Linked DNA regions of Mus musculus: regions 2, 3, 4 and 5 are each linked to region 1. Evidence: chromatin loops called from intact Hi-C (ENCODE). Cell type or tissue: heart. All regions are shown on one strand.

What was found. A loop is a pair of places that touch in the nucleus more often than their neighbours do. Peaks named below come from ENCODE experiments on the same cell type or tissue, not always from the same donor. Only the 100,000 strongest peaks of a DNase experiment are listed, where the experiment ranks them.
Region 2: it touches region 1 in a loop (6-fold over the local background); 24 of 42 quality-filtered maps call a loop at or near these places.
Region 3: it touches region 1 in a loop (2.7-fold over the local background); 2 of 42 quality-filtered maps call a loop at or near these places.
Region 4: a loop joins it to region 1, with 2.1 times the contacts of the local background. A loop is called at or near these places in 3 of 42 quality-filtered maps.
Region 5: a loop joins it to region 1, with 2.5 times the contacts of the local background. A loop is called at or near these places in 4 of 42 quality-filtered maps.

Annotation. Positions count from the first base shown.
Region 1 is chr4:9,666,623-9,671,622 of GRCm38, reverse strand. Asph (aspartate-beta-hydroxylase) reads left to right here and starts at 2,461. Exons shown (of 24, transcript NM_023066.3): 1 at 2,461-2,842. The coding sequence starts at 2,713. In heart, a CTCF peak has its summit at 2,377 (motif pointing right); a DNase peak (open chromatin) is centred at 2,382; H3K4me3 peaks cover 2,143 bases; H3K27ac peaks cover 1,795 bases.
Region 2 is chr4:9,769,320-9,774,319 of GRCm38, reverse strand. It overlaps 4930412C18Rik (RIKEN cDNA 4930412C18 gene), which reads right to left and starts at 3,735. Exons shown (of 4, transcript NR_030693.1): 1 at 3,626-3,735. In heart, a CTCF peak has its summit at 2,983 (motif pointing right); a DNase peak (open chromatin) is centred at 3,659; H3K4me3 peaks cover 1,785 bases; H3K27ac peaks cover 1,105 bases.
Region 3 is chr4:8,542,069-8,547,068 of GRCm38, reverse strand. All of the region lies in intron 1 of Rab2a (RAB2A, member RAS oncogene family), which reads right to left. Among named protein-coding and RNA genes, the nearest start is that of Rab2a, 8.9 kb to the right of the region's middle. In heart, no CTCF peak of the experiment used is centred here; no DNase peak of the experiment used is centred here; H3K27ac peaks cover 446 bases.
Region 4 is chr4:9,454,557-9,459,556 of GRCm38, reverse strand. The region is part of intron 23 of Asph (aspartate-beta-hydroxylase); the gene reads left to right. Among named protein-coding and RNA genes, the nearest start is that of Gm11816, 170 kb to the right of the region's middle. In heart, a CTCF peak has its summit at 2,992 (motif pointing right); a DNase peak (open chromatin) is centred at 2,986.
Region 5 is chr4:9,442,271-9,447,270 of GRCm38, reverse strand. The region is part of intron 5 of Clvs1 (clavesin 1); the gene reads right to left. Among named protein-coding and RNA genes, the nearest start is that of Gm11816, 160 kb to the right of the region's middle. In heart, no CTCF peak of the experiment used is centred here; a DNase peak (open chromatin) is centred at 2,620.

The sequences.
Region 1 (5,000 bases):
TACTTTTAATAAAATCTCCAACGTGGTTTCTTATTGGATCACCGTGAAACTCTTTTCTGTAGGGCAGCCACAAATCCTGGTTTTGCTTGAATGAAGGTTTCTTAAGGAAAGGGGAACTAACTCTTCAGATTCCTGGAAGAATGGAGTGGAGATGTGACTATGTCCTATTGCTAGCAATACCAGACTTAGTTTCTGGACTGAAGGAACAAAGCCTCACTTTTCCTTGGAGACAGCTGTTCAAAAATGTAAAATCTAACTTCCCTAAACTGTGACCTATGAAAAGTGTCCACACTCAGGCCTCAGTCTGTCTTTGCAGGGAGGGTGTAGATGATCCCAGAAGCCTCTGCTGCAGGAGAGTGGCGTCAAGTAAGATATTCTCAACTGAACGGTAGATTTTTTCTAGGAAGGATAATTTGGAAGTAATTCTGCATGCAGTCTGAGTTCACATCCCCTCTCTATCACCAACTCTGGGACATTCATTACTTTAGCATTGCTGTGACTAAAATACTCAAAGGAAATCACTTAAGAGTGGAAAGGTTTACTAAGGCTCAGAGTTCCAGAGAGACTTTAATCTGTCGTGGCCAGGGAAGGCATAACATTAGCCCCCACTGTCAGAGGCAATGTGAACCCATGGCAGCAGGAGAGCAGGGCCTGGACTAATAAAATAACCCTCAAAGGTCTGCTCCTAGTGGCCTCTTTGGGCAGCCAGGTCATACTTCCTGAGGATTCCTCAGCTCCCCAAACCAGCACCACCAACTGGGAATAAGGGTTGTCTTAGTCAGGGTTTCTATTTCTGCACAAAACCTCATGCCCAAGAAACAAGTTGGGGGTGGGGGGAGGAAGGATTTATGCAGCTTAGACTTTCACACTGCTGGTTCCTCACCAAAGGAAGTCAGGACTGGAACTCAAGCAGGTCAGAAAGCAGGAGCTGATGCAGAGGCCATGGAGGGATGTTACTTACTGGCTTGTTTCCCCTGGCTTGCTCAACTTGCTCTCTTATAGAACCAAGACTACCAGCCCAGAGATGCCACCACCCACAATGGGCTGGGCCCTTCCCTCTTGATCACTAACTGAGAAAATGCCTTACAGCTGGATCTCATGGAGGAACTTCCCCAACTGAAGCTCCTTTCTCTGTGATGACTCCAGCTTGTGCCACGTTGACACACAAAATCAGCCAGCACAAGGGATTAAAACATTTGTGGAAGCTAGTTAAGATTGAACCTTTAAAGCATCAACTCTATAATAGTGTTTTGTGAGTAATTAAAATTTTTTATCTTGGGGATGGAGAGTTATTTATCTATTGTAGTTTAGATATCAGCACCTTCCATTAAGTGATATGGATCAGATTTGCCTCTCTGCCTCCCCCCATTCCCATCATTGTTTCCTGCTGAAAGAATGTCCTTTGTGGGCAAGAAGTTGTGTTCAAAAGAGAGGACTCCTGGGTGCCGAGGAGGCTCAGAGATAAAGAAATGCAGTAAGAATGGACGGCAGCACCCACCTTCATGGCTGTGTGAAAACGATGCCCTCTTTTTCCCTGTTCTGTGAGGCTCTTGGGTTCCACTTTTTTCCCCGGGCGGTACCCAGTATTCACAGCTGACAAGGCAGAGGCCAGTGGACCCTAATGATGGTCAGTGGTGGTTGAGGAAACTGCAGTCTCAGAAGGGGTCGTCCCACAGCAGTGGCTCACTCTGGGTCTTCTACAAGGGGCTGCTTCCAAGAACTCCTGGAAGATCTCGACATTGACAGCAATGTATTAAATCACCACATACTTCATGTTTTTTTGTTACCCACAGACACCATGTGGGCAATTGGTAACAAATGATCATGGTCTCTGCTGGACCTTGGCTGGTTCATCCAGCTGTTGCCATTTTTCTTTTGAATATTCAGTTCTCAATCCCGACGCAGTACACTGCATAAGCATAGGAGATCAATGGCTGGGGACATGAAGAAATTCTAGGTATTAGTGTGATGAGAGTGTTGTGCATGGTTAAGAAAATAGGGTTTTTGAGTCATGTTAACATTTTAATGTCTTAACTAAAGGTTCTCCAAAACTACTGATGGCACAAATCCTTATTTTTGACACTGGAAGGCTCAACAATCACAGTGTACTGGCGGAACTGTGGCAAATCCTTTTCAAAGAGAGGGCTTGCACCCTTGGTCGTACTTAGGCACCGGAACCAAATTCCCAAGAAGCCAAGAGGTGGTGCGCAGCTCTCGGGCACCGCCCTCATACCCGCCCCATCCCGTTGGAGCCAGAACACCAACGCTCGCGAGAGTCCTGCCGGCTTCCACGTTTGCCACGTTCCAGAGGATCCAGGCAGACTAGAAAGCCACAAGCCGCTGGGGCTTTGCAGTCACTGCGCAGCAAAAGACAAGCTTTGGCCTGAGGAGGGCAGGCGCGCGTAGCCTGCCCCGCCCCCTGCCAGCGGTCCTCGGGATTGGCTCGTGTTGGCGTCTTTCAGATCTGGTGGGTGGGCAGAGGCTGGCGTGGGCGGGGCCGAGGCCGGGGGGAGCTGAGCGCTCTTGGCAGCCTAAGGAGTCGCAGGCTGGGCGCACGCGAGGCTAACCGCGCGGCTGCACGCTGGTGCAAGTCGTCCGAGGCGCAGCGAGCGCAGTGGACGCTAAGGCGCTGCTACAGGAGTCTCGAAGCCCCGGTGTCCCTAGTGCACTCAGCAAGGCCCCGGTTCTCTGCAGTCCCCGGAGCAGCTCGCGATGGCCCCGCGCAAGAACGCCAAGGGCGGCGGCGGCAACAGCAGCAGCAGCGGCAGCGGCAGCGGCTCGGGCAGCGGTAGCCCGAGCACGGGTAGCAGCGGTAGCAGCAGTAGCCCCGGGGCTCGGAGAGGTCAGAGTCCCCGCAGGCCAGGCCCTGGCTGCGGGCGGGAGCCGGGTGGGCGCTGCAGGTCTGGTCTGATCCTACGTCCGCCGCTCCTCTCCATCCTTAGCGAGGCTCCTGTGTGCGCGGGGCGAGGCCGCGCTCACCGGGCGGGGAGGCGGAGGAGCAGAGTCGGCCGGAGGGGGACCCCTAGCACCAGCCTGCCCGAGCATTGGCCGGCCCTTTCTTGCCTTTCCTGATGGAAGCTGGGTGTAGAGGGCCCTTTATCTTTTTGCAGTTTTCGGGGCGCTTGACCCTGAGCCAAAGTCAGAGAAAGTAAGTTTCAGCCTGGCCAGCAGCGTTGAGGAGCGGCTTGGAGGAGTGTATTCAAGGGCCGGGATGAGACTTGATGCTTCGTTCTTGCAAATTATTTTAAGGAGTTTTGTTTAGTTTTCTTAATATGTATTGCGTTTGCCTTTTAAAATACAAAGGGACATCATAAAGTACTATAGGGATTTTCTCTGTGCCTCCTTTTTCTTTTCTCAATAAAATAAAATAAAATCATAACCCCCCCCCCCCCAAAAAAAAAACCCAACCAAACAAAAAACCCAAAACCCACAAACAAAAAACCCTACTGGTTATTCACCTTTCTTCTCCATGTGCTTAGCCAGCAGAGTGGAGAACAGATGTTTTAAATCTGTTTCGTGTCAGATTTCACCGGTTCTCGGTTTCTCTTATATTTCCTTTGACTCATATTTAGAATATTGGAACTGGAACACACATGTGTATTGAATGTGAGCTCTCAATATCACTGGAAATGATTTAGATTCTATGCTTTGGTCTATGGGCAGCTCATTATTATATGTCATATATAGATTGGATGATTATGGTTTTATTAGTATATGTCAGGACGATAGATGAGCCAACTATGGTTTTTCTTCATAGCACTTGCTGTCTTCATGTATATTCTGTCTTCATGTATTGTCTTTGTTTCACTCTCTTCTATTCCCCATTATCAACTAGAATAGTTCGTTTCCTTAATAGCTGTGCAATAAATATTTGATTAGAAAATGAATGAATAAATGTAAATGGGGAAAGTTAGGCAGTTAAATCCATTGTACACATTAACATTCTGAGAGCTGTTTGTATTCTTAATGGAAAGGACTCTATGTACACAGTTTGAGGTCCAAGGCCACTGTAGTAATTAATTCACCTCAATACCGGTAAAAATGACATTCAGGCTCTCTGGCTCCTAAGTCAGCTAATCTGACATCGGCAGCGCCATTGCTTTGTGGTTGGAGCATAGATTTGAAGTATGTGAATGAGAAGAGCCTACTGAATGTTGAGGAGAAAGCTAATGAGCAAGATTTTAATGTGTTCTGTAGCGATTGCCTGGTGAAATGCGTCTGCTGCTGTCCTGGGAGCTTTGTGTGTGCTGGGGAAGTGCTTTAGCCGCTGAGCTACATCCTAGACTTTCATCTCTATCCTTTACACCCTGATTGCATCCAGGGAAGTCTCTTATGAGGCCTGCCAGTACAGAGAGTGTGCACCGTCCCCTGATAAGTACCAGTGTTACAGTCAGCTGGTAGGGCTGGGAAACCCCAGGATGTATAGTACCTTATTCTTAGGATGTATATATAGTCCCTTATTCTATCATTAGGATGTATAGTCCCTTAGTCTATCATTTGCCCACACTTTAGAGTGACATAACTATAATGAAGCACAATTTCATTCATAATGAATGAAACACCTGTGTTCTAACCCCTCCCCCCAAACTCGAGCCTAAATTACACAGAGCGCATGATTCTTCCTAGGCCATTATTTTAAATAACTATTTCAGTAACTACTGAGTTCTGATTGGGTGAAAGAGAAGGCACCCCAGGTGGAAACTAAAACTCTTCTTCCCTTTGTGCTAAACAGTTACCATTATAATGGGAAAGCGTGGTTCTGTTTATTGCTTTCTTACAGCAGGGTACACCTGAAAGATAAACAGGGTACTGAAAACAAAGTTAACTTTATGTGGTCACTGAGGTAGGGACATGGACATGCAAACCAACTCTAACTGCTGGGGAGTCCGTAGCTGCAGTTACATTGCTGTGGCATTTAGTGTCTTCTAGTTAAATAAGGTGAGAAAATTAATGCTTAAAGGTCTTGCTCAGCCTGTGAAAACCCAGGTAGGACAGAAGAG
Region 2 (5,000 bases), 100 kb before region 1:
GTCTATAATGTAGATAAATTATTTTACCCATAATGTCATGAGAGAAGATGGTGAGCTCAAAATTGAAAGTGCCTATTATTCACAAGTACACTCCCTATCACCCAGGGCCCTAACCCTCTCTGTCCTTACCTCCCCTTCTACATCAGAATTCAAATGAGATGGGGAGGAAGGTGACTTAGGGCATTTCTGTAGTTTGTAGTTGCAGAAATCAATTTTCTTTTCAAAGTGGGTGGAGCTATGAGCTTTAAGCTTAGGAGGCGGGCTTCACCTATTCTCCAAAACTTTTAGTCTACATAATCTCACTTGAGCATCATTTTAAAAATATATTTATTTCTTCTGGAAAAAGTTTTTTTAACCATCAATTAATCATTAAATATTAATAGATTATTAAAAAAAAAGCCAATTTCTTCTCCCAAACAGCTAACTGCTCATCAAAGGAAAAGAACCTGTACAAGAAGCAGAAATACTCCACGCTAAAACTCTTAATGTGCCCTGCCCCTCAGCACTTGCACAGTGTGGGAGAGCTGGCCCCAGGGAACGAGTGCGCTTTCCAGCTGCCTCAGGCAGGAGAAGTGGTGCCACCCCCTCACCTAGGCAAAGCAGGAGAGCTGCTGGCTGGATGAACAATTCAGCTACCATTCAGGTCCAGATCCAGGGCTTTTAATGGGCCCGCCCCAATATCTGCCCCATCTATGAACTGCTTGAGCACATGGAGGGGTGGGTCCTGCAGATCCAAGGCTGCAGACACAGGGCAACAACAGGATATGCATGATGAGCCCTGGTGACGATCCAGTATTGATACTGTAGAAAAAGCCAGAAACCTCCAACCAAATCAATGACATTTGGAAGAAAAATTGATTAGGCAAAAGGGTATACTATGTGACACACCACAGCTTCTACAGAGATATTTTTTGTTTGTTTGTTTTCTTTGGGGAGGAAGTTTGCAAGGGCAGAGGGAAGATATAGAAGGATGGGAGATGAGTGGGATTGGAGTGCATGATGTGAAATTCATAAAGAATCAATGAGAAGTTAAAAAAAAAACTAGCTATGATGACATGTAATGTCTTTTTTCCTTTTTAATTGGATATTTTCTTTATTTATATTTTAAAAGTTATCCCTGTTCCTGGTTTCCCCTCTGAAAAACACCCTCCCCCTATTTCCTACTCCCCCTCCTGCTCATCAACCCACCCACTCCCACTTCCTGGCCCAGGCATTCCCCCACACTGGGGCATCGAGCCTTCCCAGGACCAAGGGCCTCTCCTCCCACTGATGCCCGACTAGGCCATCCTCTGCTACATATGCAGCTGGAGCATGTACTCTTTGGTTGGTGGTTTAGTCCCTGGGAGCTCTGGGGGTACTGTTTGTTTCATATTGTTGTTCCTCCTAGGGATCTGCAGACCCCTCAGCTCCTTGGGTCCTTTTTCTGGCTCCTTCATTGGGACCCTATGCTCAGTCCAATGGATGGCTGTGAGCATCCACTTCTGTATTTGTCAGGCACTGATGAAGCCATATATTATAATAAGTAAATAAAAGTTTGGCTACTTAGATCAATCTTCAAAAACCAAACAAACAAAGTTTAAAAAAAAAAACCCTCAATGTAACAGAGCATGCTTGAAATTTCAGCACTCAGGAAGCTAACTCAGTAAGAGTGTGAATTCCAGGTCTTATCTAAACAAACAAAGAAACACTTAATAATAATAATAGTAATAGTAATAAAATGGGGGCTGGAAGATAGCTCAGCCCTAACGTTCATGTCTGGCATGCAAAATACCGTATGCAAAACCAAAACAAATAAAAACACCTCACAAGCCTGGAGAACAAGGATGAGCCTGAGAGATGGGTAAACCTAAAGCGGCCAAGGACGTTGGACAGAACATGATGTTAACAAAACAGATGTGGTACAGGAAAGAAAGTAGCCCAAGCCTCATCTTTCCTTTTACATTGAGACATTGAGATGGGTAGGGAATTGCAAGTGTGATTGACTGCCAGAGAATATTATACACTTGTTTTCATTCTCTCTCTCTCTCTCTCTCTCTCTCTCTCTCTCTGAGATGGTGTCACTGGCCTGGAACTTGCGAAGTAAGTTAGGTTAACTGACCAGTGCACTCAAGGGATCCACCTATCTCTACCTCTCCAAAACAAGAATTAAAAGCACGGAATAGGACTTCAGCCTGCCTCCCCTCCCCCATCTCTCCCTCCCTCCCTCCTTACTTCCCTCCCTCCCTCCCTCCCTCCCTCCCTTCCTTCCTTCCTTCCTTCCTTCCTTCCTTCCTCCCTTTTAGTTTTCTGAGGCAAGCTCTCAGTTAGCTCCCTCTGACTTCTTACTCCCCAGTACAGATTACTACATGGCTTCCTCCAACCTTAGAAATGATCATGTATAAAACTGTTTCCATTGGAGAATTAAATTAGTAAAGGACTGGTGGTGGAACTCAGCTGGTATAGTGCCCGCCTAGCCCTGGGTTCCACCCTCAGCACCACATCAAATGGGCGCGGCGGCAGGACACATCTGCAGCTCCAGCATCCTTAGGGTTGCGGATAAGCATCAGGAACTCAAGGCCATCCTTTATACACAGGTGAGAGTATAAAACCAGCTTGGGCTACACGACCCCAGACTCAAAGATTCGAATATGAAAGGGTTAAAAAAAATCTAAAAACAAACGTGTAGGAGGTAAACTGTAAACATAGTTCGCAGTGATTATGATAACGACTAATATTTACTTAACACTTATAATGTGCTGGGCACTATCGTTCTATTAGCTCCTTCCACATTAGCTGGTCTAAAAGCTTGCTGTGGAAAAGGAAGTAGGTTTGTGGAAGGGAGCCAATCTGTGAAAATCAGGCCTCTATTACAGAATACACACACGGAAGCAGAATGCCTTAAATTTAGTGAGGTTCCTTAAAAATTTGTCAAGTAGATGAAATTAATGAGTTCACAATTTCTTGGAATTGTGAGAAGGGTAACCATACTGTTTTAAAAGGTTATTCCTATTTATACCGCTAGGGGGCATAGTTTAAAAACAAAACAAAACAAAACAGGTTGGGGAATACTACTTGCAGTGAATGCTGTTTTAAGTGTTCTGGCATTCTAGTCCATGACAGATTTTTTTTTTTTTCTAGTGCATACGATAAACAAAAATCTTTCCCACTGCAGCTCCCGCGCATGCTTCATATTCACCAAGGTTAACCTGAAACCTCACTATAAACCCAACTTATCTACCTCCAATCCTGGCAGAAGCTGGAGGAACAGCCCGAGGGCTCGCATGCTAATTGCTCTGATCGCCACCAGCGCTGAAAAGAAATACCAGGGGTAGGATGTACGTAGCTGAGTTCAAGTGCCCCAGAGGTCAGATCGCACAGGTCCACTCCCCTACCTCCTCACCGCCCCAGGCTGTGCAAGGGCGGAGGGGAAGGAGGCCAAACCGCTGTCCTGCCAACGACCCGCTCCTTCCGGCAGAGGTCTCCGTTTCAAACTTCACTCTGGCTGGGCCGGGCACAAACCTTGGTGTGGGCCTGGGCCGCCAGGAATCTTACGCGCCAGATTCAGCTACAGCAGAAGGCGAGCAAGTTGCTGGGGAAATTAAAACCGCCAAAGAGGACTCGGTCACCTAGCAGCAGGCCTGCCCACCTCGTTGGCCTGAGAGTAATGTCCAGACTCTGCGCAGGTCCCTTGAGGATACCCGCGCACGCGCCGCTCACACAGCCCGGGAAGTCACTGTTAAAACCTCTGCGCACTGGACTGAGCCTTTTGCGCGACCGGTTCCAAGAAACACTTTTCGTGACTCGATGGGAAAAAGAGCAAGAAGTTGGGAGACGGAGCAGGGTGTTATTCGGGGTTCTGTTACAAGAAGGAAGTTTTAAGGTACTAATGGAGCCATTGCTCAGAGATAGGTTGCGTAGTAAAAAGATTTTCCATTTGGAAGAAAGGGGTTCTGGGATGGCAGAGGATCGTTACGTCAAATGGTGCAACATTTTAATACAATCTACAGACATTTTCTGCATTCTTTAAATTATCCCTAGATTACTTTTAATGCTGGATATAAGGGAAACACTACACAAATAGTTGTTATGCTGCATTATTTTTGGAAATAACAAAGAAAGACTGTACATACATACACTCCTCAGAAATCTGTGAGGGATCAAATCTGTAGATATGGAATCTTCAAGTTCAGGAAAGTGGCTTCCCTTTCTCCACCTAAGGAGCTACATAAAACCGTATTAGTGGTGTTAGGTCAGATACCCTTTAAAAATATCGCATGCCTATGGTCCTAACATTCAGTACGCTGACGCGGAAGGATCCATGCTGGAGCCGTTCAGGTAGTGAGTCTGACAGCATCCCGGGTTACTCAGCAAGACCTCACCTAAAACAAAACAAATATATATGAGAGCAAGTACCTAGACTGTACACTTTCAAAGTCTCAACCACTGCAGGTGAAGTATGAAGACAGAAAAATATGGACAGAAAACGGGTAAACTGATATGTTTTCTGCTGAGTTTGACCATGACTCAGCAGTGTCTCTACCCTGCTGTCTTTCAGTCTTGAGACCCAGTATAACAGAACTGTCTCCTTATGAATTCAAAGTTCCTAATGAATGATTCACAATTTGAATTCAAAATTCAAAATAAATATTACTTAACAGCGTCTTCACAGATTAATCACACACACACACACACTGTGTGTGTGTGTGTGTGTGTGTGTGTGTGTGTGTGTGTGTGTGTGTGTGATTCTAGGAAAAGAGTCAGGCTCTGGAGATTCCCCCCAGACAGAAACTGAGGACCAGGTAACCAGCCAGGTGGCAGAACATAGAATAAAATAAATGAGTAATTAAGGTAAGAGCTAGTTGGAGAATAGAGCCAAAGCTATTGACCTCAAAATTTATTCATATATAGAAATCTCAGAGTCACTTTTTCGGGGGAATTTATGTGCCGGCAGGAAAGAAGCAGTTTCAGATAGCCATGGTTAAACTTGACGGATCAAAAAAAACATAACAAATGACACAGAT
Region 3 (5,000 bases), 1.1 Mb after region 1:
AAAGCAAAAGAAACAACACAAAAGTAGACTTGGTGCTGCATTCCTGCAACTTTAGAATACAAGGGACTGGGGTAGAAGGATCACTGAGGGCTCATGGTCAGCCTGGACTACACAATAACACAGTGTCTCAAAATTAAGTAGCTTAAAAAGAAAACATTCTTTCATGATTCTATGGAAAGAGGTAGATACATATATTATTACTATGGAATAAAATCTATTGTACATGACCTATAAGAAGTATGTTAAGATATAAATGGTTTGTGCAAAATTAGAAGCTGTAAGCAAAATAAACTATTTCATGTACTAAAAAAGTAACAGTAACAAAAACAAATTGTTAAATTAGGAAAATATAGACTAGTTAATTAATCCACATAATTATTGCTAAAGTTAGCTTGTTAAATTTAAGTCCATGACATATACAGGAAGTTCAGATTAAACACAATCACACTTATGAAGATCTCTGGCAACATCTATAAAAATTAAATGCAAACAGCAGCTGATCCAGAAATTTGACTTCTGACACAAATGTACAAGCTACCAATACTAACACTGAAGACAAAGGGTAAAGTGGCTGGATGTGCTGACACATCTTTAATCCCAGTGCTCTGGAGGCTGAGCATCTCTGATCTCCTTGGAAGCAAAAATGGGAAACTGATAGAGACTGGCCAATCAGATACTGCTGCTCAGAACTTGGAATCTTGAGAGGGTGCTACAGCACCAGGGTCATTGCGAGAACAGTCCACAGTTGCCACAACACAGATGAAAGAGCCCAACAGAGTCACTGGCATGAATGTACCATCTTCTTAAGCAGGCTGTATGATACCACGAATCTGGCTGTGTCCTATTTTTCTCCATCATGCCCATTTTGAAACTTGATTCTACTATCTTCCTCCAAATTCTGTGAACTACCCAAGGTTTTTGCTAAAATCTTGTTTAAGTAGTTCTGGTTTCTATTAGACAACACAGAAGTAGACTAAGATCAGAAACAGATTTAATTATGATTTAACTATGCAGAAATTCTTAAAAACTAAGACTTATACATGATATTACAAAAGACAACTAAAAAAGTATAATAGTAATTTCTGCACAATTCCATTGGTAAAATTAGGATACAAGGATCAGACAGAATTATTTGTTTTAATTTATAACTGGTAAGTCACTCTGTTATGCTACTGACTGAAGTAAAGTTTACAGAAGTGATTAGGGCTATGCATACTTTTACTTCCCCCTTTGAAACTGGGTTTTTTAATTTTATCCAAACAGATGTGATAGCTCTACCAACAGATTCATTTTTACAAAACAGGTCTGTAGAACTACAAAGTTTCTTCCAAAAAGGGGTTCAAAAATGAGGGAAATCCTTCATGTGGTGTCTTATGGTTTCTAATTGCTCTAATAAAGCCATGAACAAAAGCAACTAGAGGAGGAAAGGGTTTATTTCATGTTCTAGATTGTAGCTACCCAACCTTACTTAAAGTGTTGCCATTTTATCCAGGGAAGTAAGGACAGGGACAAGGTAGGAACCTGGAGGCAGGAACCTATGCAGAGGCCATGGAGGAATGCTCTTGCTAAAAGGCTTTGCTCCCTCATGGTTTGCTTTGCCTGCTTTCTTACAGTACCCAGCACCACCAGCCTAGAAGTGGTACCACATAAAATGGGCTGGGCTCTCCCACATTAATCACTAAGAAAATGCACTAAAAACTTCCCTATAAACCAATCTTATGGAGACTTGTTCTTCAATTGGAAGTCCTGTTTCCCAAATGATTTTAGCTTGTGTTAAGTTGATATAAAAGTGGCCAGCACACCATAAAAGCAAGCACAGAGGAAGTCCAAGTCCAGGCAGAGGGTGACTACTGCCCAACCATTGGTTTCTGAAGACAAACTGGTAAAAACTGGAATGTCTTTCTCTGATAGTCTTTCCAATCTTGGGTAGTTCAGGAAGACATCTTGAGACAGAAAAGAACTTTTTCAAGTTTATTAAATACAAAGGGCATCAAGATCAAAGTAGCTACTATTTTGTAATCATCTTGTTTTCAACTCAGGGAGTTAGAATAAAATCAGCAAACTAGTCTTTTTAAATAGGCAAAACCTACCCCACTAGTTTAATTTTAGGAAGCTCAATGAAGGGAACAATTAACTTTAAGTATTATTATTAGTAAGCCACTTTGTGGTTAATAAAGCACCTGTACATAGTTTTATATCAAGCTCAAAAAACAAAAACAAAAGCCCAGTAAAGTATGTAAATTTGGTATTCTATAAGATGCAGAGACCTGAGCTTAACCAAGGTCATACAGTGGAGACACCACACCAGTCAGAATCTTCTAATTATAAAACTGACTCTTGGAAAGTGTCCAAGAGTGGTGTAGGCCAAAATAGCCAGAGGGACTTGTGATACCATTTGACTTCTACGTGTTTAGCAGTTATTGCTAAAAATGGACAAATACCTGTCTTCAATAAAGTTTATTTCATTAATAGTAGTTAATTCATTTTGAGATAAAGCCTTGATATTGTCAGGCTTGTCTGGAACTATATACCCTAAACTGGCTTCTAACTCAGAATCAGCTTCTGAGATGCTGGAATTACAGGCAGATGACAGCATACCAAGCATGAACATCCTTCTTACACTAGCATACAAGCAGTAAATAAATAAGAGACACTTAACTGACACCTGAATCCAAACATTGTTATGAAGTTAGAGAGAAGAAATGGGGCTTGAACAGGTACTTGGCAGACATTATATCAATTTTATAAACAGAAAACTCAGAAATTTATATTTTCATCCCACAGAACAATGGTCTTTATAATGTTCTATAATGTCCGAGTGACATAACATATCTTGGGAAATGTGATATTCATATTATTGTTTCCTGTGTGATATGTGCTATAAAAGCCATATGTTTGTCATCTATGTCTTGATCCTTGTCTATCTAACAGTGGTACCTAATAGCAGAAATTAATTCAAATTCTTCAATGATTACATACAAAACATTTCATTTTTCAAATTATAGACTCAAAATAAAAATTAAAATATTGTAATAGATTACATAAAAAAATTATAGGAATCCATACCTCATGAAAATGTAGAGAAAAATTGACTATGAAGTAGTCAGTCCCAACTGGTACAATCTACAACATAATCCTACACCTGAGGCTCAGGGACATCACGGAAGGGAGCAGAAAGACTGGCAAAGCTAGAGGGTCAAGAACTAAATTTCCTGGTATGGTGATATGTGCAAGGTGGGGTGGGGTGGGGGAGAGATAGACAGCAGAGATAAAGGATCCCTGCAATTTTCTGGCTAACCAGCCTAGCCAATCTGGTGAACTCCAGCTTTATCAAAAGACCCTGCGTCAAAAGACAAAAACTCTCTCTCTCAAGAAAAACCTAGGTGGAGAGAGATGAAGACATCCACTGTTAACTTCTGACTTCCACATGGCATATGCCCACAAATCTACACACATGTACCCATACAAATAAATGCACACATACATTGAAAAAAATCACTAGTGGAGTTGAGATGGATGGATGGACTGATGGAGAGACTGATGGATGGACAAAAAGACTGTAAATCATCTTAATATGAGGAAACTTATATAAACCATTTAGATACAACAAAGGGAAAAAAATGCTAAGTACAAGAAAACACAAGAGAGGCTAGGAACACTAAAGACAAGCCATAGCAAACTATTTAAAAGTACCACATGGTCACAAAGAAGGTAAGCAGAAATGTCCGGGAGCTGGAGAAGGAAATCAATATATTATATTAGGACACATAGAAGGCAAAAAAATAAATTTGTTTGTTTTTTTAATCTGGACACTAGGCAGCATGGTCAGGTCTGGGTTAGTTTTTAAAACAAAAGTGAGATAATTATAGAAACATTCAAGCAAACAAGACAAATTCATAGTCACACACTGTGATGGTCTGAATTAGAATGGCACCCCTAAGCGTCTATGTTTGAATACTTGGCACCCATTTGGTGGAACTGTGTGGAAAGATTTAGGAGGTGTGGCCATGTTCTTGTTGGAAGAAGTGCGTGGTGTGGGCTGGGGGGTGGCCTACAGGCTTTGAGGTTACAAAAGAAAGGCGTTCCCAGTGCTCTCCATCTCTGCCTTACAGTTGTGTATCAAAATGTAACTTCTCAGCTGCTCCTGTGGAGACGCCTTTGCTCTGTCATCATGAACTCTAACACTAACTCTCTTAGAATGTAAGCCCAATTAAACATTTTCTCTTCTTTTTAAAAAATTGGCTTTTCAAGACAAGATTACTCTGTGTAGCCCTGGCTATCCTGGAAGTCTGTAGAGCAGGCTGGCCTTGACCTCACAGAGATTTGCCTGCCTTGGCCTCCCTAGCGCTAGGATTAGAGGTGTGCACCATCACTTCTGGTTTGTCTGAGTGCAAGTACTATTTCTTTAAATAAGGGGACTAAAGGACTATGAAGCACCAAACAGCAACTCAAACCAAGAGATTAGCAAACCCACAAAAGACAATCTGATAAGGGCTTAGGAAAAGCAAAGGAATCTTTACAATACAGGAGAAACTGCAGATTCTGGAGTCAGAAAGGCCAGAGTCTAAAATCCAACTTAGTTATGTGCAGTGTTGTACTATGACAGCTTCCTAACCCCCAACTAAAAACAGAGTCTCTCCATGGACACTAATGTTCCGATACAATGAGCTACAACATCAGAGAAACTGCCCTATACAACCAGTTACAGCAGCTAGATGTGGTGGTAAATGACTGTCATGACGTCCAGCACTTGAGAGGCTGAAGAAGGCAGAACTGCTGCAAGCTCAAGACCAGCACTGAGTGCATGAGACCTAGAAATTAACAACCAACCAACAAATGCAAAATCAAAGCAAGACTGGGAGAAGGGAAGGTTTGTTTGGTTATCCAGGTGGACCCAAGGTAATTACACACATCTTTAAAAATGGAGATGCCTACATTAACCAGAGATGGGAGACACAAGAAGATTTAGATAGGCAGGTCATGGCCCAGGCATGGTGGTG
Region 4 (5,000 bases), 210 kb after region 1:
TTTTACTTTTCCTGTCTCTGAATACAAGTGAAAAGACAGAGGACTGTGTTTTTAAGGAAAGGATCTAAACTAAGTAATTAAAACTGCAGTGTTCTGTGGAAACAGAAAGTTCAAGAACATGCTCACTTATTGATACAGGGTCTAAGCGGATAGCCCAGGCTGGCCTCATGCTCACCATATAGATAGCCCAGGCTGGCCTCATGCTCACCATATAGACCATTTGAACTCATGATCATACTTCCTCAAGCTCTGCATAGTCTTTTAAAGACTTAGTAAACTCTATCAGGTGCTGATGAGATGGATGGATCAGCGAGTAAAGGTGCCTGCCTCCAAATCCCATAACCTCAGCTCAGCCCCAGAGGTGCACATAATGGAAGATAACTATCTCCTGCATATCCACCGCCCCACATGCAGCTGAGAGATGCTCACAAGCATGTGCACACATACACACACATGTCATATGTCAATAAAATATTTTAAAATGAATTTTGTTAAAGAAAAATTCAGTGCATAATACATGAAAATGCCCTTGAACTTTTAGGTTTATTTTTTTAAAAAATGGTTGAGGACTGGTTGATTCTAGCATATCTAGCCTTTCCACATTGCAAGACCATGTTGTTACCATGTTGTTACCTACAGAGTTTATGTTCAAGAACCATGTGTTCCAGTTATCAAAAAAAAATCCTCAATGTTTTAAGTACGTTGAAGATTTTGTTTTAGGCTATATTCATAACTATCCTGGGACATATGTGACCCACAGGTTGCAAGAAGGACACACATTTGACTTAGAATTACTAGAAAATCCCTAAACAGTGGTTCTGAAATCCTATGTAGAAGTCAGTATGCTCCCTGGGAATCACTCTTCCTAGTTCACAAGAAATGTAAGTTAATGAATGGAATGATTATGTTTTTTAAATATGCCAAAATCTTTGGTTTCATTACACCAATCAAAATATCCTGGAAAATGTCACTTTGTGCAATGGAGATTTTTGTATTTAATTTGAATTACATGTAGACTTTTAAATAGCTTCCAGATTCTCTGGTGCTCAAATAACTGCAAGAGCCTTTTGTCATTGGTATCCAAGATATATTTTCAGTCTTTGAAAATGAAATCAGATTTCATAAGGAGTGACATCAAGTATACTCTTGGTAATCTATTGTCTTATCCATACTTCTTGTTTTCTTCCCATGTCTGTTTCATAATTTTCACTATGAAGTTGAATGTCTACCATATCTTCTTATCAAGTCTGCAGGTGGAATCAAGTATAAATGTGCTAAGTTCAGACGTACCCCAATGCTTACTATGATAATAGCTCTACCTGCAGTAGTTCAACCTTATGGTTGTGAAGAATGAAGCCCGTTTACTAGAAACTGAACTTGTAATTGTTACTTTCTTCTTGGGTCAGCAGTATGTGTTAACACCTTCTAGTGATGCCAGAACTTAGCAGCACAGCTTCTGTCAGCCACTCCATCACTTGAACCACCAGCCAAGTTGCTACTGGGTGCTACGTCACTAGAATTTGTTGGATATTGGTTTCTGATAAGTAATGTTAGCAATTCCACACATTAGTGTTCAGTATGCTTTGCATTAGATGATCTTGCCCAACTATAGGCTAATGTCAACATTCAGAACATGTATCCCATAGGCTGGCTGGCATATTCAGACTGGATAGTGTATTGTATACATCAGCAATGCCTGGGGCTTTTGATTCATGATGGATTTATCAGGGCATAACTCATCCTTAATAAAGAATTATCAGTAACTTGCCCCAGATCACACAAGTGTCAAATGCCAGAATGAAATGCTATGTTCGGCTCCCTTTAAAGGACTTAGTGTCCTGCTGTGTCCTGATACTTTTTTATACTCTTTTCTCTCCTGTGTCCCTGTTGACTTTCCTCTTTTTCCTTCTTTATTTAATCATGGTTAAATACATATCATAAAGTAAAATATGTTAACCATTTTAAAACACATAGTTGGTTAGCATTCACTCACACTGTTACAGCCATTGCCACCACCTAGGTCCAGAATAGTCCAGTCTGGATGGGTGAGTACTAAGTCTATACTGCTTCCCCATCTAAGCCTGACAGCTTCCACTTCTCTTTAGTCTCTGATCTTGACTACTCCAGGACCTTACACAAGCAGAACCACAGAGAGTCTGGTCTTTAGTGACTACCTTGATTCACTTAGCATAATGCCCTTTAGAGACTTGTTGGGCTGGGGAGATGGCTCCCTGGATAAAAGTCCTTGTGGTCACATCTTTTAGGAGGACACCTGACGCAGCATCTAAATAATTTCACTTCCAGCTCAGTCGATTTGTTGAAGATCCGTTTTGTGGAAAAAATGAGTCTTACATCCAGTGACCAGAAAACCAGACTAGGTGTTTCCTAAGTTGTATTCTATCTTAGGAAAGCAGACAGATTGGAAATTAATCTTGTTTATATTCTTAGCTTCATCTGCTATGTAAGTGGGTTATACATGGAATATCTTAAATCAGTACTGCAAAGGACCCTACAGGGCCTCCAGCAGAACCTTAGGAGAGAGCTGTTTGAGAACCAAGCTCTAGAATGGTAGTCTAAATGAAGCACTAGGAGAGAAACCTGCAGGTGGTGGCTGTGTAGTGCTTTTTTTAACCCACCAAAGGTTGTGGGCAGAGTTAGTGCTCCTGTCTGTATACAGAGATATTAGCGAGAAGATACATCTTAAGTGATACTAATGTGCTAAATGCTGTTAACTTTTAAAAGAAACTTTTACTGGGACTTTTTTTTTTTAATATTAAAATTCCACAAAGTTTTAAAATTTTATATTGTACCTTAGCAAAGACTTACAGTATAGCAGGAGCGATGCTAGCTGGTTACCATATTATCACCAGGACTTGTTTCTTGAGAACATGATTGATGCCATTTTACATACTACACACTGCAGGCCCTGGCACTGTGGCCATCTGGCTCACATGGTCTTTGTGCTTTATCTTCAGCTGGGTCCCTGGCCTCTAGCCACTAGAGGGCAGTGCTATGCTCCACACCTCTGTAACAATGAGAAATATTTTTAGGAGTTTCCAAATGTAGGGGTGTTAGTCTCCTATCTGATTTAGGATTGGTAAAAATCCTTTCCCAATCTGTTGGTGGTCTTTTTGTCTTATTGACAGTGTCTTTTGCCTTACAGAAGCTTTGCAATTTTATGAGGTCCCATTTGTCGATTCTCGATCTTACAGCACAAGCCATTGCTGTTCTATTCAGGAATTTTTCCCCTGTGCCCATATCTTTGAGGCTTTTCCCCACTTTCTCCTCTATAAGTTTCAGTGTCTCTGGTTTTATGTGGAGTTCCTTGATCCACTTAGATTTGACCTTAGTACAAGGAGATAGGAATGGATCAATTTACATTCTTCTACATGATAACCACCAGTTGTGCCAGCACCATTTGTTGCAAATGCTGTCTTTTTCCACTGGATGGTTTTAGCTCCCTTGTCAAAGATCAAGTGACCATAGGTGTGTGGGTTCATTTTTGGATCTTCAATTCCATTCCATTTGTCTACTTGTCTATCGCTATATCAGTGCCATGCAGTTTTTATCACAATTGCTCTGTAGTACAGCTTTAGGTCAGGCATGGTGATTCCTTTTATCTTTGAGAAGAGTTTTTGCTATCTTAGGTTTTTTGTTATTCCAGATGAATTTGCAGATTTCTCTTTCTAATTTGTTGAAGAATTGAGTTGGAATTTTGATGGGGATTGCATTGAATCTGTAGATTGCTTTTGGCAAGATAGCATTTTTACTATATTGATCCTGCCCATCCATGAGCATGGGAGATCTTTCCATCTTGAGACTATGCCGGGGCCTAGCAAACACAGAAGTGGATGCTCACAGTCAGCTATTGGTTGGATCACAGGGCCCCCAGTGGAGGAGCTAGAGAAAGTACCCAAGGACCTAAAGGGGTCTGCAACCCTATAGGTGGAACAACAATATGAACTAACCAGTACCCCCCAGAGCTCATGTCTCTAGCTGCATATGTATCAGAAGATGGCCTAGTTGGCCATCAGTGGAAAGAGAGGCCCATTGGTCTTGCAAACTTTATATGCCTCAATACAGGGGAACGCCAGGGCCAAGAAGTGGGAGTGGGTGGGTAGGGGAGTGGGTGGGTAGGGGAGTGGGTGGGGGAGGGTATGGGGGACTTTTGGGATAGCATTGGAAATGTAAATGAAGAAAATACCTAATTAAAATAAAACAAACAAACAAACAAAAAACAAATGTAGGGTGGATTTAGGGGAGGCAAAGTCACTCCAGAGAAGAATAACTAGCATACTGGAGAGATCTAACCATAACATTTCTAAATTAATAAACTGATAAAACTAACTAATATTTTTTAAAAGGTCAATCTCTCTTCTCTATTAACCACCTACTGGCCCCTTCCCTCTACTGCATGCCTCTATCTTGCATTCAGCAAATGTGTTGCTTAGTGGTGTTATACAGTTCCTCTGAATATAGGGAATAGAGTGCCCCCTTTGTTGTCAAAGGTTTACAAAGGACAGAAACTTAGAGTGGGCACCAAATGACAGAATAGGCATTTATTACCATGCAAAATCAAACATGAAAAGGAAACTAAGAAAAGAACAAACCAAAAATAAAGAAAAGGGGGGAACCAACTAACTCCCCTCTTTTTAAATACCTTAAACAGAGAGAGAGTCATTTTCTTGATCTTAGAGTTATCAGAGAAATTGAACAATGTCAGTGGCTGTAAGGAACAAACTACAGGATAGATAAAAGGAAAAGACAGCAAGTGCCCGAAAAGAGACAATGCCCCCACTCAGAGCAGCAAAGTCACAAGGAACAAAATGTGGGAACAACTCAAATGTCTAGGTGAATGAGGATACACTGGACTGGAGGAAGCAGCACACAGCAGCACACAGCAGCACACAGCAGCACACAGCAGCACACAGCAGCACACAGCAGCACACAACAGCACACAGCAGCACACAGCAGCACACAGCAGCACACAGCAGCACACA
Region 5 (5,000 bases), 220 kb after region 1:
AGCAAATGTGCAGAAACCTTCATTGTTAAGTCATCCAGGTACAGAGATCCAAGCTAGAATGTTGTAGACCTGTGCAGATGCCCCATTGCCCAGGCAGGGAAGACAGATGATTGAGAAGAGAACATGGAAAGAAGGGAAGACAGAAGGGTAAATCTATTGCTCACACAATAGTCTCATTTGCCCTTCTTATTCAGATGGACACTGTTCACTCTCCCCTCCTGAGATGCAATTGGGACCTGTGTTATTTCTTTCAGTAGATACATTGACAGCAATGACCTGGAATGTCTTACCCAATAGAATGTGTCTTGGTTGACTGATAAGTGACAACAGGCCTGTTCCAAGATATTGAGAATAAGGAAGCAAGCAGCATCTTGCCCCAGGTTTATATGTCCCCTAATTGGGAACATGGCTTCTTAACTTTTGACATGATAGAATTCTATTTACCTAGTCACACAAGAGACATTTAATATTAAAACTCGATGTCAGTGACTCACTATGTCATGAAATATTTGAAATTCACTGAAAAGGTATATAGCAAACTCTTGTTTTTGTAATAGAAAGGATTAGAATGAGATTTATTCAATGTGAGCACACTGGGAAGAGAGACAAAGGCATTCACAAATCCCTCAAGTGGTCAAGGCGTGTTCTCAAGTACCCTTGACCCATCCTTATTGGGATTTCAGTCTCATCCTGTCAGACAACTGTTAGAATTGTTTGAAATCTCTTTTCAGGAGACATGCTCCCTCTCAGGGCACCCTTCCCTCTTCCTAGGATGAGATTCCTGGGGGAAAATCCCATTTCTTTGGGATCCTTCTTGAATCTTGCCCTTAGTAAGTTAGCTACATAAAGATTGCCTCTGAAAGTCAATTCAATTGCTCACTGATGAAAATGTCTCCCTCTGGTCAGCATGCTTAGGCTGTGCTCAGTTCAGCACAGTAGATAAGACCGTTTAGTGGCTCTGTCTACTCCTGAGAAGCCAAGTTCTCGTGCTAAAATAAACATCTGTATTTCTCCTCTTTTTAATGCAGAATACCATCTAACCTCATGCAGAGGGTGATGGGTAATTTCAGTGGTGGAGAAGGCAATCCCTACAAGGTTTCACCTAGTCTTTATACCCAGAGGATGCTTTCCTGTTGTTCTCTGCTTGGTCTGTGTTCTTATTAGTTGTCCTCCATTGCCTATCTGAGCTATGGAGAAGCCCTATAAGGACCTGACTGCTCTGTCCTTTACATGGAGTACATACCAGGAATCACAATGCCAGGGCCAAAAGGTACTGCAGAGGTGGTTTGGCTAGGCTCTCCCTTGAGTTAGGTGTTAACCATTTGTTTCTTGAGAATCAATCTCTGCATTTCATCGGGGAGAACCCCACAAAAGTCATTTTAATTTTCCAAGTTAACAGGAGGGTTAGTTTTGTGGAAGAACTCAGAACTCTCTGACCCCTTGGCTTGTAGCACTTCCCTCCAGGAATAGAAATTTCTGCTGGAGGTAGAAGGTGGATTTGACCAAAGCACATTGTATTCATGTTTGAAATTCTCCAAGAATAAACTGAAAATATATTTGGGTCTGAGGAAATAGCTCAGTCAGTAAAGTGCTTGAGGCACAAACATCAAGACCAGACTGGAAGTCCCAGAACTCACATTTAAAAAAAATAAATAAACAAAGACATGCTTGCAATCCTAGTGTTGGAGAAGAGAGATGGGGAGAGCCTTGGGAACTTCCTGCCAGTCTGCGTAGTCTACTCAAAGCCGGTGGGAGAAACCGGTTTAAACAACAACAAAAAAAAAAAAAAAAAAAAAAAAAAACAATCAAGGTAAACAGCACTTGAGAAATGAGGTCTAAAGTTATCCTCTGATCCACACACAAATGTGCACACATGTATATGCACACCATGTAAACATTCACCCATACAAAAAAAGTGCATATGCAACACACACACACACACACACACACACACACACACACACACACGTGTACACACACACATGCACGTACTGCATATTTTTAAAGGATCCTAAGCAATCTTCATGGCTTTTTTCTCCAATAACCTCAAGTACAGAAGAAGTTCCCCCCAAGGGGCTCCCCGCTAGATTAGAATGCCAACACGAACTTTATGTCCTCAGGTTAACGCTGCCTTCTCCTTTGTAAATTGGAGATAAAAATAATGCCTATATTATGGGGAATAGCAGATGCTGCAGAAGTGAGGCCTAGAGGGATTTCTGTGTTTGAAAGAGCCTCATCTCTGCAGTCATTCAACATTCGGGGGGTGGGGGTGTAGGTTTGTGAGCGCCGAGGTGTGAGCATTGAGCGTTTATAGTGCTTTTGCTAACACACTTTGAAAGCGAGCTCAGATGTGGGAGGTGGTCCACAGAAGCACAAGACATGTAGATTTTGAGCACATAGATATTTGTGGACATTCTTATCAGCTATCAAATCAGAACTTAAAATAACAGTGCAGAAAATGACTGCAGGCGTTCACACTGCCTCCTCTGAGTAGTCAGGTTTCTGTAGGACTAGACCAGCACAGAGAGCCAGGAGTCAGCCTCTCCGTCCACACTCCTTTCCCTCCCTCCAGAATCAGTGGTGTGAGCCCGGTGACGTCACCACAGCAGGACCGGGATGTGATGTTCTGAAGAGGCAGAGGTATGGTGGAGGCTGCCAACAGCTGAGACAATCAATGCTGGTGACTCATTCCACCCCTGGGACAGCTTGGAGAAGAATGGCTAGTACTCTGCGTAACAGAGCCCTTTCATAGCTCTGGTTTTTAATCAAATGAGAGTACATTGATGGAACTTGTCTGGTGTTATTAGCTCAGTGTGAATATCAGGCCTCTGAATACTCACATCCATCCATCAGAATGTAACTTGCAGCGTGGGCGACTGTCTGTGTGGCGGGTAGACTCAGGGCTGGCATGGTGGTGACACACAGCCATGACAGCAACAGATGCTAAGTGAAAGCCCAGTGAATAGACCTGAAGAACGAGTGGGAAAACGGGTGGAGGGTGAATGGCTGGATGGACAAAGTGGAGAATGAAATGCCAAAGGATTTGAAATGTGGTAAAGGAGATAACGTTTTGTTTGGAATGGAGAAAATAAAACAAAAGACTTTGCTCCCTGAGGTCTTGATAAATGTATAGCCTAGCATACTGGTGCACAGCTACAATTCCAGCACTCAGCAGCTGAGGCAGGAAGACTGTGGTTTTGGAGCTAGCCTGGACTATTTAGTACATTTCAGCCCAGCCCCAGCTACATATCAACTGAGACCCTGCTTATAAATATATAAACAAGTAAATAAACAGCAAGAAAGATTGCTTAGTTGGGACAGTTTCCCAGGCAACAACGAGGATGGAGATGGCATCAAATGCCCAGTGCTTAGGAAGACCAAGCTGGTTCCACGGCCACGTCCTGGCAGTGATGGGCATGGTTCATCATGTTAAACGCTACACAAACAGGATTTCCTGTACAACTGCAATGTCTTACATGCAGTCAATTACTGGTTTTCCCCTTTTAAGTTAAATAGTTGCAGATCAGTATACAAGGAGAAGAATGTCTGGGTATGTATTCCAGAGACTTCAGACACAGCGAATGGGGCATAATAATAAGTGTGCTGGACTTTGTCCAGGGCCAATGGAAAATTGAATCAAGGCTTTAAGTGGAGGAAAAACAAATGAAATGGATTTTTTCCTTGTGTGTGTGTGTGTGTGTGTGTGTGTGTGTGTGTGTGTATGTACATAGGGAATGTGGAGGCCAGAGGACATACAACATATACAACCTTGGAGTCCTACGTGGTAGTGGAAGACCAACCTCTTCAAAGCACATTTTTCTGTGAGACTGAGTTGGGAGCCCTGATGCGACCTCCTGGTACATCCGCAAGACTTGTCCAGCAACTCTGTCTTCTACACAGGCCACAGATTTCTGTACGTTCAGGAGCATCTTGAAGCTGCTTATAGGGCAGCCTTTAGCATCCAATTCTAATATTTACCCTTCATTTAATCTACACAGCCTAGTAATAAGGAAACTAATTGCTGTTCGTCTCAGGCAGAGGAAACCTAACTCACAGGTTGATAGCTACTCAGGCACACAGCTATTCTGAGCTCATAGGATTGGGACCCACGTCCCATTCCCTTAATGGCCCTTTATCCTGTTCTGTGAGCTGGCACTTAGTAGAAATTTTAATGAACAGATGAATGATTGTTCTAAAAACAAAATAGGTGCTGTAAATGTAAGCTGTTAACGGAATTTCAGAACCTAGGAGGAATCATATGACATCTTAGAGATGATTTCAAATCCTAATCAAATACTGATTACAAAGGCTATGTTACGGTCCACTCCACTGCAGACTCTGAGCAGTGTTTTGTTCCTCACTTCGTAGAGTATCTACAACAGCCTTTACTCTCATGCAGTCCCTTCCTTTGCTGTTCTCTTCCTTTGCTGTTTTCTCCCATCTCTGTTCTACTCCCCCACCTGCCCTTCATGAAGGTACCCCGAGAACCCCTTCTACGCTAAGATCATGTGAGAGGTCACCTAATAGTGGGGAGCCATGCATTCTCTGCCCTTGGAGAGTGTTCAAACTATAGCAGTGTGACTTGAAATGTAGTAAACTCCATAAATACACAGCAATTCAGTGATGGCTTGTTGAGACAAGGAGGCTGGAGGACTGCCTTCGGGGATGTGACAGTGTAATGCAGATGTGAGGACTGAGAAATCACTGTGAACCAGAGGTCTGCAGTCCTGACACTACATGAGAGGTGAGGCTGAGCATGCCATGGGTGGTGGGGAGGAACTCTTAGATAAAGGCAGAGGCTGGTAGTCAGAGAAGACTAAAAAGAAAGAGAGAGAGAGACTGGAGGTACATAGGTGACAGTTTCGATGAGAAGGGACAGAGGAGGCATCAACACTGATAAGACCAATACAGACAGAATTGCTACCCAGGCCAGAGGGCAGGCTCTGGCTGGGAAAGGGTGCTGAACAAAACTGAGGGTCCTGTGGGAACAAGGCTCCTTT